Regions from separate parts of the Homo sapiens genome. Here region 1 is linked to region 2. A link is a loop called in an ENCODE intact Hi-C map of the cell type or tissue named here. Cell type or tissue: PC-9. All regions are shown on one strand. Links, peaks and the distances in the headings refer to the core of each region. The heading gives the core; the rest is flanking DNA.

Region 1 (5,888 bases), core at 339-5,338, 55 kb after region 2:
TTTTGAATTTGTGCTTATTGAAATTTGGGTCCCTGCAATTTACTTTATTGTTTGAGACAGACTCCTGCATTTGACACATGGATTGAGGAAGAAAAGGAGGGGAGAAGAAGTCACTTTCCAAGCCCACAAAATCATATTGTATATGTTCTGCCAATGTTCTCATACGAACTAGAGCTAGTTAAGAAGTTCTACAAAGCTACAAATGAATAATTGCCACTTGCTTCACACACCTTCATCTTACTCAATATTTCCCAAATGGAGTTAACTGAGAATCAGAAACTGGAGATATGGGAGGGAGTGACTTGTCAACTCTGGTTACCATCACCTATTTTATTATTATACGGAAGATATTAAGTGGGTAGAAACATATTTATTTGATCTCCATATTAAATAATTAAATATAATGAATATACAGCATGAATTCCATTATGCTAATAGCTAATATTTAACTGAAAATTTCTGAAATAATAATCACTTACATAATTCCAAGAAACAGTCCTAGAATAGAATGATTTTCACAGTAAAATGAATGCATGCACACATGTATGTACGAATGAGTGAATACATAAATAAGAAAGAGGGGAACATTAGACGTGTCCACCTTTCTTGTTTGAAGACAGCTATTTGGCCTCCTCTCATTGGTCCCTGTTCCCTGTGGTTGCTTGGGCCCAGGTGGATGGCCAAGAAGATTCTTCCCAACAGTTCTTCTCATACTGGTGCCTCTTGAGAACCTTATTTTCGTTCTAGTTAGTTGCACAATACACTTTTGTGAGTAACTTTCTTTCCTGGTCAGTCTCTTAGCTATGATTGGCAGGTTCTGTAATACCATGTAGAACTTCCAAAATAGTCCTAGGGTACAGACAACTGCTTTGTTGCTTGTCTGGGCTACGGAATTAAGATTGCAAGGAATTTCCTGGCAATTATTTTGTTGGGACTGAAAGGATATTGGATCCTGGTCTTAGTAACTAACTAAGTTTTATCCCTCTTAGGATTTTACATTGTTTAATCCATAACTAACTATACTTTATCTTTCACTGGGAGAGCAGTCCATGTTTTAACTGTCATTAGAAGCTGATTCTTTCTTTCTTTTCTCTTTCTTTCTTTTTCTTTCTTTCTTTCTTCTTCCTTCCTTTGTTCCTTCCTTCCATCCTTCCTTCTTTCCTTCCTTCCTTCCTTCTTTCTCTTTTGCTTCTAAACATTTACTTCTTTTGTTGACACCAAGTGCAAAAGTTGTCTCTCTGCATACTTCAATCCAGAGAGCTTCTAGGTGGGTGACCCTTAGATACAAGGTTCTGTATAACTTAGTATTGACTTAGTTTGGCCAGGGTAGCAAACCTTGTTTTGTTGTTGTTTCTGCAAATTCTATCCCTTTTTTTCAAAATAAAGGCTACAATTACTTAAACTTTTCCAATCAGGCTCCTCATCTCCACAATGACATTCTTCATGCTGGGGGTGGGGGGTAGAGCACTCTTTATTTGTCCTCTCCACAGCGCATGGTCCCAGCTGTGTGGCTCCCTACATGAATATGCATGAAATCAGATATGACATTGCCCTGCTCCCATTAATAATCTTGTCATCTGACTTGTGCTCCAGAAAGCTCCAGCTCATGGCTTCTCAGAGCAAATGTAGCCTGAAGAAAAACAAGACAAAACCAAACAAGATGAAAAAATACATATCTTTGTGCTCATCTTTTTTATTTGATTGGGATTAAGTATTCCAACACTTGGGCATGGGTTTGTGAGGGGAGCAGAGGAGGGGTGGAGAGACAGGGGGTGAGCGAGGCTGAGAAGTCGGCCCCTGTGTGAATGGCCTGGCTTGTCGGGAGCCTACAGTGGTGGGTGTAATGGTATGCGAAGTGACCTTGAATATAGGCGCTGTGGGTAGCCCCAGCTTTTTTGTAAAAGAAGCATTTGCAGTGGAGGTTTGGGTTTCAGGCCTCCCAGTCATCAATCATCTCAGCCCATTCTTCTCTTTGACAGCTCAGTACAAGGCCTGACATTTGACACCCAAGACCCTGGGACTTATGCACAGACACAAGCTGAGGCCCTAAGGGAGGGGAAGAAGGGAAGAGGAAAAAAAAAAGAGCTGTTTTATATATATATATATATATATATATTTTTTTTTGTTTTGTTTTAAGTAGCAAACTGAAGAAGATAACCAAACAAATCTTAACTGCCACAGGAAATGATTCTGCAGCAGAGCATCGCCTTGAATTCTCTCTGCTGCTTTGTGATTTTTTCCTGCTGTTTACAGGTTGCTTAAAATAGTTCTGTGCAGTTAGTTTGGGGCAAATATCTGAGCTTGGCGAGTCACTTTCCATTTGCCAGATTGAATCCAACCTCAGCATTCAAGGATGGATTAGTGGACATGGGGGTTATCACTTTCTGGACAATGGCTCATGACACAGTGACCTGAATGTCATTACATCATACTGTCACCTCAGAGGAAGGCCACCCTCAGGGTACTTTCTCTTTGGAAAATTGAAAAAATAAAAAAGGAGAGATAATAACTCAGGTTCAGATATGAGCTCACTGAAGTTCGAGGTCAACTAATGCAAGTGTTTCAGGGATCAAATAATGGTAATTGGTGTTAAGAAGAATTAGGTAATTTATGGTTCTAACATTGAAAGAGCCTAAAAGGCTTACAACATGCAAGTCCCAGGATTTCATGGGTGAAGGTCCAGGTGGCTCTGCCTCAAATCCCTATTCATCTAAGGCCAGTTAAACTGAGTGCCAAGCTCTGAGCTTGTGAGGCCAAGGGTGTGTGATTAAATTCTTACCCAAGTCTGAGACCTGACAGATCAATCTAGCAAGCATTTTTTTGACACTGACTATATGCCTAGCATTGTACTAGTGTCATAGAACAGGCAAATATTCTAAGAGATGATCCCAGCCCACACAGACACTACCATATATTTGGAGAGATAAAGCATGCATTGATAAGATAGTGCATAATAGTATGGCAAAAAAACAAATATGTTCTGATTTATCAACTAGGTTGTCTCCAGGATTACTTAGCACATCGTTCATTCTGGAAGCACTGGCATCCCACACACCCACTCAAGAAATCACATGTTTCTTCCCAGTGGAAATGTAGAAAAATATTTGGGGTTTGCATAGGAAATATAAAATGCTTTCTAAGAACATCGAAGAGTACAGGCTTAGAATACAGAGTTAAATATTAGGAATCTTTTAGAAAAACATTCCCAGAGAAAATACGCAATCAGAAGTTGAATGGGGCAGTGGCTGGATTAGAAATGAGTTTTCTTTTTATGTCATTTTCCTATAATCCATAATGAGTGCATGCAACTTTTTATTAATTAATACATGATAATTTTTAAACTACAAAATTTTATAAAATTTATAAATTATAAAATATTAATTTATTATTAAATAATAAATTATTTAAAAAATAATTTTTTAAAATGGAGATCCTTAATGGCTACCTAGAACTGTATACTACTTACATTTCATTCTGTAATTTTTCTCTTAGTGTAGAAAGTCTGATAATACTTCCTTTTCACTACCCTTCCACTAATAGTTAATAAAGTTCATTCTCCTGTAAGAGCAAAGGTGGACACTTCACACCCCATAGGATTAGCCTCTGAGCCCGAGTGAGGCTATTTGTAGTAGATTGAGTTCCTCTTCCATGTTCTCACAATGCCTTATGTTCTGGCACAGCATGGACCTGCTCTGTTAATTTGGGAATCACTTATCTTGCCCATTAAACAGTGAGCTCCTTGAGGGCCAGGACCCATCTTTTTCTCCAGGAAGTGTTCTCATTTTAATATCTCCAGGAAGGAGGTCTTTGCTTTGCACAGGAGGTACTCAATAACCTTTTGAAGAATTTATAGATGTATGAATAAGTATCTGTGTCTATTTATTAGACAAGTATCATCATTATTGTTTTCAAGGACTCATTTGTGCACCTTCAAACAGCCTCACATTTATTCGTCATGGAGCTTTGTTTTGTTATCACTCTTGGCAGTAAACAAATTTATTCCTCTGAGTTTTCATAAAATTCTTGCCAGGAATGAACTGATAAAAACTTGCCAAGCTCCCATCTTTTTCTGTTGAAACTTATCTGTTTAGGGGTTCCTACATAGAATTTGCTCTTTCTCTACCTTTTTTTTAATTTTTAAGTTTATTTTTATAGGCTTTGTTGTCCTTCTTGCCTTTAGTTCTCTAGAGAAATGAATTGTACTTTCAACTTTTAATTCTTCAAAATAAAGCACCATCTATAATGATGTACACATTAAAGTTTCAGATTATTAATTCCTGTTCAAAGTAGTTCCGAGTGATTTTATTTCCTTTTTCAAGTATTTTCCTATTCAATCAGGGGTACTCATCTGTGTCTGGAGAAATCTGTGGTGTTTTTGACCTAGCGTGTTTCTTTTTTCCCCTAGAAAACTCCACCCACTGCCTGGAAGGATTCTAAATCCAAATCATGGCTTTTCTTTCTCATTTTGGGAGAGAAGTACAGAATCTGCAATCTTGCAAAATGAAAGGTCTTAATCTTGAGGGAAAGTCTTTGATCCATAAAATAAGAGTTATGCTTAGTCGTGAGCTTTTTGAAACAGTATTCTTCGTTTAGTGCAAAAAAATCTACAGTCAGAAGTTTGAAAATGCCACGCAGTAGAGATGATTAGTTTTAATATAAATAGAATGGTGCCATTGAAGGCAAACGCAACAACTCAGTTTTGTTTTAAAACTTGGATATTTTCTACTGTTGGCAAAAAAGTGGAATTAAATATTTGTAATTAACAATGTTCAATACCACAATTGTGACACTCTCAGACTATGATATTCACTGGATTTTGGCTCACTTAGGGTGAAGAATGTATTGTTCTGCAGAGAAATTCTGTAGCTGTTTTTCTCTAGGTTCACTGCATGTCACACCACAGAATTGGGATTCAAGAGATGAGCCTGTATTTCTAATCATGTTGATATTTCCCATGTAGCTTCTTAGTCAGCTCCTTGGATTCTTCACACAAAACTATAAAAGGTCATCAATTATAGGGACCTTATGTAAATACTGGGCTGTTTTGTGATTCTATTCTGAGTAACGTTTATATACATCTGCTCAAATAAATTAATTTTCTTGTCCCAAATGACTCATTTAGTGGAACTAGAAGTTCTCATGCCAATGCAAATAGAGAAGGGGAGAGAGAGGGCACAGGGAAATGGGGAGGATGGGAATTCATTTTATCATCTACCAATTTATGAGCCCTGGCATATAATTTTTAAATAGAAAAGCACTTTAAGCAAATATTTAGAAAGAAAAGAAAAAGAGGGAGAATTAGAAATCCTGTCTTCTTAGGTGGAGTATAACCATCTTGAGGGTATGAAAATGAATTGAGACATACCTGCATTTGAGTGTCATCCATGTTATTTTCTAGCTGGATGACCTGTTTTACTTTAACTTCTTAGAACCTTATTTTCCACACCTAGAAAATCATACTAGAGTTACTCAAACTATGAACCTGGCAATGAAATTGCACAGCGTTTCTTTCTTCTCTAAGTGCCAGTGCCGTCTCCACAGACATTAGACATTTTATAAAGGATGGAGAAACTCTTGCAGACTTTGCTCAGTTCTTTTAAGTCAGGCTAAGGTGGGCCTGACAAATCCCTGAAACTCTACCTTAGGCTTGGGTTCATGGCCCTGTAAGTTTTAATAGCGTTTCCTTTCCTTCTAAGAAAGTTTATTTACAAAACCTCCATGTCTCCAACAACCCCTTGCAAAGTATCATGGACATTGCCTACTCCAGACTCCATATTGATTCCCTATCACTTACTTGATGCCAATAAACTTCCTCCCTTTACATTTATACCCTCTCATTATCATCTGGTGTCCATTATCCTATTTGTTGTAATATTTGTCGGTGCTGT
Region 2 (5,888 bases), core at 307-5,306:
AAAATGGTAATCTCAATGGGAATTGGCATACTCATACATCAAACTTCATTTATGCCAACATCAAGTTAAATAATTTCTCCAAGCTTTAAGTACACCATGAAATTGGGCATACCTATGTGGGCTATTGCTATTGACTTCTCAAATTATTACATTACACTTTTCTTCTTGAAACCAGACAAATATGATATTTTCAGGGATAGAAGACACAAATTTATCTCTTTCTATTGCCCCCAAAAGACATTATAAGCTGCTGTGTCTTCTGGTTCGTGCAGGAAACACCCAATTACTGCCAGCTAGAACATCCACGAAATGATTTCTATTAAAATAGATTGAACCCCCCAATAACTACAGGTCTGTGTATATGTTCCTATATAACATTCATTATTTCTTCTTCTGATGACATTGTAGAAATTTGGAAAATTACATAAAATTACAGTGGGAGGAAAAAAATCATTTGTAAGTCTGCCCAGATAATCATGATTTATATTTTGCGGTGTAATAATCCCTTGCCAACCCCAGCTTGGCCAACTGAAGTATTGAGATAACACTGTTTTGCATCATTATGCCAAAAATTAAAATTCCACAACCTATTTACATATACAGGATTCAGTTCAATATCCTTAAACAAGTGCAGAATGACAAGATTTCTTTAAATTACACTCCTTTGATATAAAAGTGAAAGAACAGATATGCAAAATTTTGCCTTTGTACAAAGACCAGGGGAGGGGCATTTATGTTGCTGAAATCTGTTAAAACAAAATGAAAACACAAAACACTAACAGGGGTTGAAACATCCAACCAGGAGTAACCTGTAAATGACATAAAATTAGTGGAACATATTGCCTTTACCATATAATGGGCGCTAAAAATAATATTTCCCTGGAAGATTGAAGAAAGTAAATTAGCACTATTGTTAACTTCCAAAGTAGATATTTGTTAATGCTGTAGTATCTTTCGTTTCACAACAGATTACTTTCTATGCTCCAAGTGTAGTACATTTTACTATTTTCCAGTAAAATCCTTATTTTCTATGAACATCTGATATAATTATAGTTTTGTCGTTCATTAGAGTACCAGGAATTTAACTAGCATATTGATAAGGATTAAATATAAATACCTTTTTACATTGATATATTTATACTTAAAAAAAAACAAAATGAAATCATTGTATTTTATAACTTGCCTTTTCTTTAACAATTACTATAGGATTTTTCTTTTATGCTGTTCTGTTTTCTTTTAATAATTATGAATGGCTCCCTAGAATCTCATCAATGAAACCATAGCTTATTAAGGCATCCACTCTATAGATCATTAGACTGCATTTAACTCTATTTTTCTTCTTAATTAATAAAACCACAATTAATAACTTTGAGTTTAAATCTTGGGCATATTTTTAATTTTTGTTTTTAATATATATTTCTCTAAGTCCAATCAAAAGGTCTACAGATAGGACCACTTTAAGGTCTGTGACACCTTTCTCCATTTTGCTCCACAGAAATATTATTCTGTTTTACTTGTCCCTTAGTTTATCCATGAATGGACTTTCATGATACTGGATGTTATCATGAAAACATTTTGCCAATATTAATAATGAAATAATGTATCTATTGTTATTAATTTCCATTTTTTATTACCAGGCATTTAAAACACTCTTTTATGTTTCTTTTCTATGTTCTTTTCATTTGTGAATGGCCCTTTTTCATGCTTTCACACATTTTTCAATAAAGGCATTCTTTTCTGTGATCTTTTCGGATGTAATTTTTTTGTTTCATTTCACCTTGAAGTTAATTTCAAAGTTTTAATTAGAACAGAGAAGTTCACATTTCAATTCAGCCAAATCCAACCGTCTTTTCTTCAGAGTTCCGTCTTTATCTTTTTGTAAACCAAACATTTTTTGTCATATCAGGACCTGCTTACAGATATCACATTCACAGTGATATTTTTGTCAGCACTTATCTCTAAATGTGTTATGAACTTCTTTAGATTTTCCTTCTCTAAAGGAAACACTGAGGGAGCCAGCTCCCCTTTTGGCTAGTGATGTTTGTGTTTAGTTTCTTCTTCCTTCCAGGTAAATTATTTCCTAAGAAGCCTCTAACTTCTTATGCAAATATGTCTTTGCTAGGCACAGACAAAGAGTTTGCCCAACACAACCTGGCACATTTGAATGTCTTTTCTGCCCAGCTTAGACCCCTGTGGCATTTAGGTATTTGCCACCCAGAGGTGAGGGGCTCTCCCATATGCCAGAGGGATTCCTACATGCCTAGAGGGTGAGCAATTATCCTGGTATCTGAAATATCACTGACTAACTTTCATTGTTCTGTGTGGTGGGGAAATGGAGCATTTCTTTCCAAGTTTTTGTATGAGAAGGTAAAGGAAAAAACAGCAGCCCACACTGTCCTTTTTCATTCCAAATGCAGAAGTTTTCCACAGGAAGAGTTTTAGTATTTTTTAGTAGAAATTAAATCTCAAGCAATTGAAACATTTACAATTCAACACTATAATGTACTCAAAAATAAATTATTTTAGCCAAAAGAAAATGATAGCAGATGGAACTCAGGATCCACTGAAGGAAGGAATGAAGAATAGCAGAAAGGGTAAGTATCTTGGTAAACATAAAAGAATTATTTTTGTAGAGCCTTCATTTTTTATATACATATATATTTTAAAAACTAATGACTGCTTAAAGCAAAAAATGATAATAATATATTGTGGGGTCTATAGCCACAAAATATAAGAAAGTAGAAAAAGAGTGGGAGAGGATGAATTGAATTATATAGCTGTAAGATTCTTACATTGTTTTAAAAATAATATAAAATTATTTGAATGTAGACCATGATTACTTAAAAGAAAATTTATGTCATCACTAAGGTGATCAACAAAAATTGCACAAAAATGTAGCTAAATGTTACCACACATAGAATACAAAAATATACACAACTTACCCAACAGAAGGCAGGAAAGAAATGGAATAAACATAAATTTCAAGATGGAAGAGCTCAACTGAATCATTGATAATTACATTAGAAATTGACTAGACAACTTATTAAGAGGTATAATTTTTAAAAATTGATTTAAACTAATAGAAGACCCAACTGTATTTTTATAAGATGTACTTAAAATATAAGCAAACAAGTATTTTGAATGTAAAACTGTGAAAAATGGCACACCATAATGTGGCTATAATATTACACAAAGTAGACTTTGATTAAAAAATTACCAAAAGTTAAAAAAAATTGTAATGTTGAAGGCATCGTCAAGTTCACAGAGAACAATAAAGGTACTAAATGTGTGTCTATCTTTAAACTTCTATATACATGAAGGGGAATTTGGCAAAAATAAAGGCAGAAATAAACAAATGCAAAGCATAGTTTGAGATTTTTATCAACCCTAAATATTTGATAAAACAGGCAGACAAAAAAATAACAGTAAAAATATGGATGATTTGAGAAACAGTATCAACCAACATGATCTAGATGGCCCCTAGTGAATGCTACCACTAATCAATACACGTGGAACATTCATTAAAATAGACTGTAGACTGGGCATTGAAACATATCTTAACAAATACTGAAAGTTTGAAATCATTCCATTTATACCATCTAAACACAATGGCATTTAATTAGAAATTAATAGTGATAAGACATATTTAAACATCCCTAAGTATTTGGAATTGTATTAACACACCTCTACATAAACAATAAATCCACAAATAAGTCACAAATAAAAATTAGAAAATACTTTTGGTTGAAAAGCAATGAAAGCACACTATCAAAACTTGTTAGATGCAGTGAGAGTATAAGCGTAATACTTGGATGAAGATTTATCGTTTTAAACGCTTATATTACAAATTAAGGAAGATATAAAATCAATATTTTAAATTCCTCCATTAAAAAACTGGAAAGGAAAAGCAAATTAAACCCAAAGTAAGGAAAGCAAAAGAAATCATCAAAATAACAGCAGAAATAAATGATACAGAAAATAGGCAAACAATATAAAAATCAAGTCAAAAAATAATTTTTGAAAAGATTAATAATATTGATTAATCCACAGCAAAAATGAACGAAGAGAAAAAGAGACACTCAGAAAAAGACAGAGAAAGAGATTGAAAGAGAACCAATAGTAATAAAACTGTGGTCCTCGCTGAGATTTTATATACATTTAATATAAATATTAAATTAATATAAATATTAAATGTATATAAATATATTAATATATAATCTTTATATATTTAAAGATTAATAGTGGAATGTTATGGGCCAGGTACAGTGGCTCGCGCCTGTAATCCCAGCTCTTTGGGAAGCTGAGGAGGGCAGATCACTTGAGGTCAGGAGTTTGAGACCAGCCTGGCCAACGTGGTGAAACCCGTCTCTACTAAAAATACAAAAATTAGCACGGCGTGGTGGCGGGAGCCTGTAATCCCAGATACTCGGGAGGCTGAGGCAGGAGAATTGCTTGAACCTGGGAGGCAGAGGTTGCAGTGAGCCGGGATGGCACCACTGCACTCCAGCTTGGGAGACAGAGCGAGACTCTATCTCAAAAAATAAGACGAAGAATAATGGAATGTCATGAACACCATTATGCCAATAGCAGAGAAAAGTTAGATGAAATGAATACATTGCTTGAAAAAATACTATCAAAATTAACAAGTGGAAATAAAAAATCTGAATAACTAATTTATTAAAGAAATCATAGTCAAAGAACGGAACAAAAATAATTAAAATGAAATAAACCTTCAGACCTTGACTGCAACACTGATGAAGTTTACCATATATGTAGTGAAAAATAAAACCATAGCTGGGTGCGATGGCTCATGCTTGTAATCCCAGCACTTTGGGATGCTGAGGTGGGTGGATTGCCTGAGGTGAGGAGTTCGAGACCAGCCTGGCTATCGTAGTGAAGCCCTGTCTCCACTAAAAATACGAAAAATTAGCTGGGTGTGGTGGCAGACACCTTTAATTTCAGCTACCAGGAAGGCTAAAGCAGGAGAATCACTTGAATCCGGGAGGCAGAGGTTGCAGTGAGCCAAGATCACGCCATTGCACTCCAGCCTGGGCAACAAGAGCAAAAATACTCTGTCTCAAAAAAAAAAAAAAAAAAAAAAAGAAGAGAAAAAGAAAATTGCAGGGTCATTCTTTCTCAAGAACATAGGCTTAACAAAGCCTCAACAAAATGTTAGCAAATTAAACCGTGACATATATAAAAAACATAATATATGGTGTCCAAGTGGGATTTATCCCAGAAATATAAAGTTAGTTGTTTAGCACTGAAAAATCAATCAGTGCAATTCAACGCATTAACAGATTAAAGGACAGATAAATATACACTGATATGAAAAGATTCACAAATGCATTTGCAAAAATTGAATACCTGTTCAAGAGAAACTCTTGAAAAATTTGTCATAGAAAAAAGACTTATTCATGTAGAAGTTATCTACAGAATTCCTACAGTTAACATCACACTTTTGGGTGAAATATTCAAATAGCAGAAATAAGGCAAATATATTCTCTGTTACTGTTTCTGTTTGAAATTTTTCTGGAGGTTCTAGTCAATACAATAGGGCAAGAAAAAGGAATAAAAGACATAAATATTGGGAGAAAAGAAGTGAAACTTTGTTATTTACAGTGTACATTATGACATACATAGAAACTTTTATGAAATCTACAAAAAGTCTAGAAAAAAGGTAATTTCAGCAATATCAGAGAAGAGAAGACCAATATATCATTTTTTTTTTTTTTGAGATGGAGTCTTGCTGTGTCTCCCAGGCAGGAGAGCAATGGAACAATCTCAGCTCACGGCAAACTCCACCTTCTGGGTTCAAGAGATTCTCCTGCCTCAGCCTCCCAAGTATGTAGGATTACAGGTGCTTGCCACTGCGCCCAGCTAATTTT

Evidence for each region. A loop is a pair of places that touch in the nucleus more often than their neighbours do. Peaks named below come from ENCODE experiments on the same cell type or tissue, not always from the same donor. Only the 100,000 strongest peaks of a DNase experiment are listed, where the experiment ranks them.
Region 1: a loop joins it to region 2, with 2.5 times the contacts of the local background. A loop is called at or near these places in 2 of 110 quality-filtered maps.

What each region holds. Positions count from the first base shown.
Region 1 is chr15:95,712,135-95,718,022 of GRCh38, reverse strand. No RefSeq gene overlaps it. Among named protein-coding and RNA genes, the nearest start is that of LINC00924, 280 kb to the right of the region's middle. RefSeq lists a silencer at 1,844-2,073. In PC-9, for the core only: no CTCF peak of the experiment used is centred there; no DNase peak of the experiment used is centred there.
Region 2 is chr15:95,766,758-95,772,645 of GRCh38, reverse strand. No RefSeq gene overlaps it. Among named protein-coding and RNA genes, the nearest start is that of LINC00924, 340 kb to the right of the region's middle. In PC-9, for the core only: no CTCF peak of the experiment used is centred there; a DNase peak (open chromatin) is centred at 2,195.